Regions from separate parts of the Homo sapiens genome. Here region 1 is linked to region 2. Evidence: chromatin loops called from intact Hi-C (ENCODE). Cell type or tissue: Caco-2. All regions are shown on one strand. Each heading gives the region's core, and the rest is flanking DNA. Links, peaks and the distances in the headings are about the cores only.

Region 1 (2,917 bases), core at 266-2,765, 89 kb before region 2:
GTTTTTTAGTAGACACGGGGTTTCACCATGTTGGCCAGGCTGGTCTCGAACTCCTGACCTCAAGTGATCCGCCCACCTCAGCCTCCCAAAGTGCTCGAATTACAAGCGTAAGCCACCGCTCCCGGCCGCCTGTCTCTTTTTAACAACTTAATTTTCTCCCAGTAATTTGAGGTGTGGGGAACTTTTATATTAAGGCAAAACTAAAGAAAGGAATAGATCTGTGTTTTCAAATTGAGGCGAACGTCACAGTAGAGTCACAGGATGAACACAGTACATCTTCTTGGAGTATCAGTTTTGCTCAGTGGTAACTATTTTAAAACCGTTTTATAGCAAAACAAACAGATCTCATAGAAAATACAATTCAAGACTTAATGAATTATTTTTAAGCTATAATAGAAAACTACTTCCCCAAGACCGTTTTGGGTCCTACAACCCACCCCACGCATGCTTTACCCTCCTCTGCCATTAGTTTCCCTTTAGTGCTCAAGTGTGAGTAGCACTGGATTGATGACGACGTTAGTTCTCCATTCTAGTGAGGTCGTCTCTGATATAATTAATATTTTTATCTAAGGCCGTTTTCCCTCTCTTTTTTTTTCGGGGTTTTACTATTACCCAAAGAGTGTCCACAGCGCCTGCCCAGAATCCCAGAACAAGGAGGTGAGCTGCAGAGTGACAATACAGGAAGGGCAGCTTCGCAGCTGTGTCTGAGTGGGGAAGCAGGTTCGCCGTGTCCTGGAGAACTTGCTCAGCTCCACAGCCTCCTCCATCCTCCCCTGATGTCTCAGGACTGGACTGAGACCAGACGCCCCTCTGGGCAAGTTTACCCAAGAAAATGGGCTTACACATGGTGAAGCTTGGAACCTAGCAGTTCCTACTCTGCTGTTTTCCAGGAATTAGCATTCCCTTATTAAAACTGTCCTCTGGATCGTCCAGTTCAAGATGTCTGACTACAGACGTCAGACACCCCCCGCCTCCTAGAAAGAAGAAGCAAACCTGTGAATAGATCATCACACCTGGAATAGAACATCTAGGAGACAGTCCAACAGAGGAATACCTAAGGTTCAGGAAAAGAAAGTGAGCAGTCAGCTCTGCTGAAATGGGCTAGGAGCCCCGAGGGCCTCGGTATTGCGGCGAGAGGGTAAGTGAGAGGGCTCGACGTCTGCATCCCTAAGCGAACTGCTGCGATCCTAAGCGCGGGGAGCTCCCCCACCCAGAGGTACCCAGGCGGTGCTTGGGCGGTAGTTTGGAGACCCTGAGAGGGCAATGCACCAGACAGGAAACTCGCCCTGGGTCTCTCACCACACCCCACCTGAGCTGCGGCAGGTGCCATTGCAGGAGTGCAGCCACCACGGGACTGCACCCTGCCCTGGGAACCACAGCCCCCGTATCTCCACATCCCAGGATCTCCTGCTGACATTCCCCAGTGTCCACTGGACAGCTGCAATGGTACAGCGCTGGCTGGACCCAAAAGGTGCTGCAGGGGCTCCAGTACTCTAGCCCACAGGGAGTACGACTCCCTAAGGAAAGGACGAAAGGCTGCAGCTGCTGCAAAAGAAACCAGAGCAAGTTTTCCAGAGCCCGAAGCTTCCTTTCCTGGGGCTGTGAGAAGTCACTCTGCCCCCAGCGGCAGCACAAACTCTGCTCCGCTTTGTAAGAGAAGAGAGAAGTCCCCATCCAGAGGCCGAGCAGCATCTGCACCTTGTGCTAACGCTGTAGAGAGTGAGACCTCTTCCCCTCTGCACACCGCTGCAGGCACAGCCACTGCCGCTACCCCCAGAGGTAGGGCAGGCAGGTTGGAGGGCTGCCTGTCTGGGGCTGTGAGGGGTGACTACCCCATTGGAGTTGTGGCCTCCGTGCCCGGGCTTGCACATGAAGGGAGGGGTGGGGTCCCTCCCACACTCTGCACGGTGCTGTGGCACTGCTGTATCAGAGAGCAGGAGGGCCTGAGAGCTGCAGGTTTGGAGCTGTGGATGGCGACTCGGCACCGCAGCCACAGCCAACACCAGTGCACACCGATCAGGACCCAGAGGGTCTTCCTGCTACCGCCATTGCCCACACCACGCCCACTGTCTAGAAACCCAAGAGCGGGCTCGCCCGCCTAGCCTACCGTTGCCACTACCAGACTCTAAGCAAGCTACTGGAGGTCCAAGGGTCCACTGGCCTGGGTCTGGTCCAGCTAACATCAGCCAGCATTCGCCCAGGGCCCAGCTCAGGCATACTCAGCCCACTGCTGCCACCACTGGGGCCCAAAGACCGGCCCACTTGGCTTCCCTATCCTCAGCAAAACTTTGCATAGCCTCCACTAATAACCCAACCCTAAACCACTGAGGAAATCAAAAATACTACTGAAACTGTTAACAGCTGAAGAAATCATAGAGTCTACACTATCACAGGTATCCAGAAGCAAAGCCAAAGTGCCCCACCCAACCAACACCATTGATACTCCTCAGGAAAATGTCTTCCCTATAAAAGCAAATTCAAAAAACTGGAAGAAGTGATTATTACACTAGTTGAGAAGGTATCAACGTAAGAATAAGGGAAGCTTGAAAAAGCAAGGAAATGACACCTCCAAAGGAACACAATAAATAATTCCTCAGCAACAGACCCCAATCAAAAAGAAATTCATGAAATCCTGGAAAAAGAATTCAATACTATTATTATTATTTATTATTTGAGACTGAGTCTTGCTCTGTCACCCAGGCTGGGGTGCAGTGGCATGATCTCAGCTCACTGCAACCTCCACCTCCTGGATTCAAGGGATTCTCCTACCTCAGCCTCCTGAGTAGCTGGGATTACAAGCGTGCACCACCACACCCAGCTAATTTTTGTATCTTTGTAGAAATGAGGTTTCACCATGTTGGCCGGGCTGGTCTCGAACTCCTGACCTCAAGTGATCCGCCTGCCTCCGCCTCCCAAA
Region 2 (2,917 bases), core at 92-2,591:
CCAGAGGTCCTGCTGTATTGTCAATTAATAAGTAACAAAAACAATCCATTTACCTTTGGATGAACGGGTTAGCTTTTGTTTGTTCATTCAGTTATCAGACATGTAATGATTAATGCCTTGGGTGTGCCTTGAACATTATTTATTTATAAAGAGCTTGCTGAGAAATGGTCTATATTAGCAACAACAGTAATGATAATTAATACTTAATTAGCAGTACAGGCCCTGTTCTAATAGTTATATACTTTACATCTGTCAACTGCTATAGGTTCCTCCTTATTTTTCTACTATAAAATTTATACTAAGCACCCTTTGGCTTGCCTCTTTGTTTCTTTAGTAGCAAAAGAAAGTATGGAAAAAACTGCTCTGAAGAGTAGAACGTGCATCCTGTCAGCAGTTTATGTGGTACATGCTGTCTGGCAGTTTTTAGAAATGGAGATGGCATGATGGTATTATCTGCTTTCTAAAGAGCAAGGATAAAGGATTAACCGTATTAGCAGATTACTAATGTTTTCAGGTATATATTTAGAGAAACACTGTGATTATTTTTACTGTTAATGTTTCCATGTATAACTACATTTCCTTTCTCTGTTTCTCCACTCCCCATTAAGAGTTTGATTTCTAATCTAAAAGATTTTATTGGTTTGTCCATAGCACTAAGTTAAGAATAAGAACACAGTCTATAATTCTTCTCTTTGATTCAAAGAAATAGTATTAAAAATCATATATTTTTAGGTAACTGAATGTGAGATATTTCTGTCACTTCTGGTGAAATTTCTGGATGCAGATAAACCACAGTGGCTACGAGCTGTTGCGGTGGAATCAATACACAGATTCTGTGTGCAGCCTCAACTATTAAGGTAAAACCTCAGCAATAGTTTGTTAAATAGATAGGTTAATGTTTATTAACCTGTAAACTAACCTATAATAGGTTAATAAACTAGTCAGAAGACTTTTGGTATTTATTCCCAATATTAGTGATTTCTAAACAAAGAAAATAGGGTATTGTATCTATAAGGACGGGTAGGGCGTGTAGATGTGGAAAAGAACTGTGAGGTAAACACATGTGGTGAGTGATAGACATCAGTCTGAATTTACTGATTTAATATAGCCAAAATAATTTTTTTAGAACTGTGACCTCTATCTGAACCTTTGTCCTAAATTGGTAAAATTACTGAGTTGTAATGAAGAATGTTTTAGTATAGTTTGGTAACTCTTATAGTAATATCACTTGCTATAAAAAGGTTTACAGTTTTTAATATATTCAAATGTTTTTCCCAAAAACCTTTTAAATTATTTTACAGGTCATTTTGTCAGTCCTATGATATGAAACAGCATTCTACCAAGGTTTTTCGTGATATTGTAAATGCACTGGGATCTTTTATACAGTCCTTGTTTCTTGTCCCCCCTACTGGAAATCCTGCAACAAGCAACCAAGCTGGTAAAAACATATTCATAATTTTGTTTCTTATATTCTGCCGTAAGTTACAGTATTGACTGTTCTGAGAGGATATTATGAAATTCTGTGACTAGAGAAATTTGGGTTACCTAAACATGTTGGTAGTAAAGAATTGCACTGAAAGAATAATCTGATCTCAATGAAGCAGTTGTGTTTCTTTTTTCCAGAATAGATTTTCTTCTCTGACATACTTTCAGTTTCTCTGATCACATAAGAACAAAAGTTTAGATGCTAATCTTCATTTTAAAAGAACCTTTATTTGATGACTCCCTTTGAAGAGTCTAGATGGTTACCACCTTAGGAAGACTTAGTCCCTCTCTTAAAGGGGTTAACATGGTCATTGGAGTTTGGGAATCTGTATGGTTTGTTGTTTCCCTTTACCTTCTTTCTCTTCCACTTTGTACTGAGTGATGGTTTTGTATACTTTATTCCCACTTCTGATAAAAAGTGGTCTAATGAAAGGCTAAACATTTATCAGCATTTTTACTTCCCCTAGCAGCTTTTATTTTAAAAAGGGAAATGGTATTTTAGGGAAATAGGAACATTCTCTGATAGACAAAGTAGTACTGATAAATTTCATTTATTTCTGCAATACCCATTCTGATAGCACAGAAATTTTTTTTAAAGATTGGCCAGGTGTTTGACTATTACTGATTTGTAGTCAAGTAGTAAATTAGTGTCTTTTCTTTTTTTCCCTTCTTCTCTAACAGGAAACAATAATTTAGGTGGCTCAGTCTCAGCACCAGCTAACTCAGGAATGGTGGGGATTGGTGGAGGTGTTACTTTGCTACCAGCATTTGAATATAGGGGAACCTGGATACCTATTCTGACAATCACAGTTCAAGGCAGTGCTAAAGCCACCTAGTAAGTAGTAGCAGCATTATTTTATAAGGAATGATGTTGTTGGGGGTGATATTTAACCTAAAATTCTTCTCTATTGTATTTTAAATTTTAGACCCACTACTTCTAAGGTATTTTAGAGCTCATTTTCTTTCGTCATATTTTGAAAATTGTATCTAGGACTGGATTTTATTTGTTTTCTTTTGTGCTGTTTGTAGACTAACAGCATTATAAAACAAAATGTGATTTCTTTACATATGGACCTATTAGCTCTCCTATACAGCTTTTTGGTTTAAGTATATGAATTAGTTTCAGACCACTTGGGCTTAGGTCTTCTAATATTAGCTGAGTTACTGTCAGCAAATTAATCTTTTTTTCTTTTTTTTAAACCTCATTTCTCTCATCTATACAATGGGAGTAGTGATATATCTAATTTTCAGAATTCTATATGTAAGAAAAGTTGTTTTAAGTGCTTATCTAATCATATTGTTAGGGTTAAACACATGAAAATTTTAGTTTTTAATTAATTAAAAAGTGTTTAATGGATTCCATATCTGTTATTTTTAAATTGTTTGTCATTAGCCATTTCAATTTAACAAATGCATACTCAATAATGTATTA

Evidence for each region. A loop is a pair of places that touch in the nucleus more often than their neighbours do. Peaks named below come from ENCODE experiments on the same cell type or tissue, not always from the same donor. Only the 100,000 strongest peaks of a DNase experiment are listed, where the experiment ranks them.
Region 1: a loop joins it to region 2, with 6 times the contacts of the local background. A loop is called at or near these places in 12 of 110 quality-filtered maps.

What each region holds. Positions count from the first base shown.
Region 1 is chr12:62,434,223-62,437,139 of GRCh38, forward strand. No RefSeq gene overlaps it. Among named protein-coding and RNA genes, the nearest start is that of MON2, 31 kb to the right of the region's middle. RefSeq lists an enhancer at 887-1,696. In Caco-2, for the core only: no CTCF peak of the experiment used is centred there; DNase peaks (open chromatin) are centred at 699 and 1,629; H3K4me3 peaks cover 1,403 bases.
Region 2 is chr12:62,523,783-62,526,699 of GRCh38, forward strand. It overlaps MON2 (MON2 regulator of endosome-to-Golgi trafficking), which reads left to right. Exons shown (of 35, transcript NM_015026.3): 9 at 733-857; 10 at 1,302-1,438; 11 at 2,167-2,320. Among named protein-coding and RNA genes, the nearest start is that of MON2-AS1, 40 kb to the left of the region's middle. In Caco-2, for the core only: no CTCF peak of the experiment used is centred there; no DNase peak of the experiment used is centred there.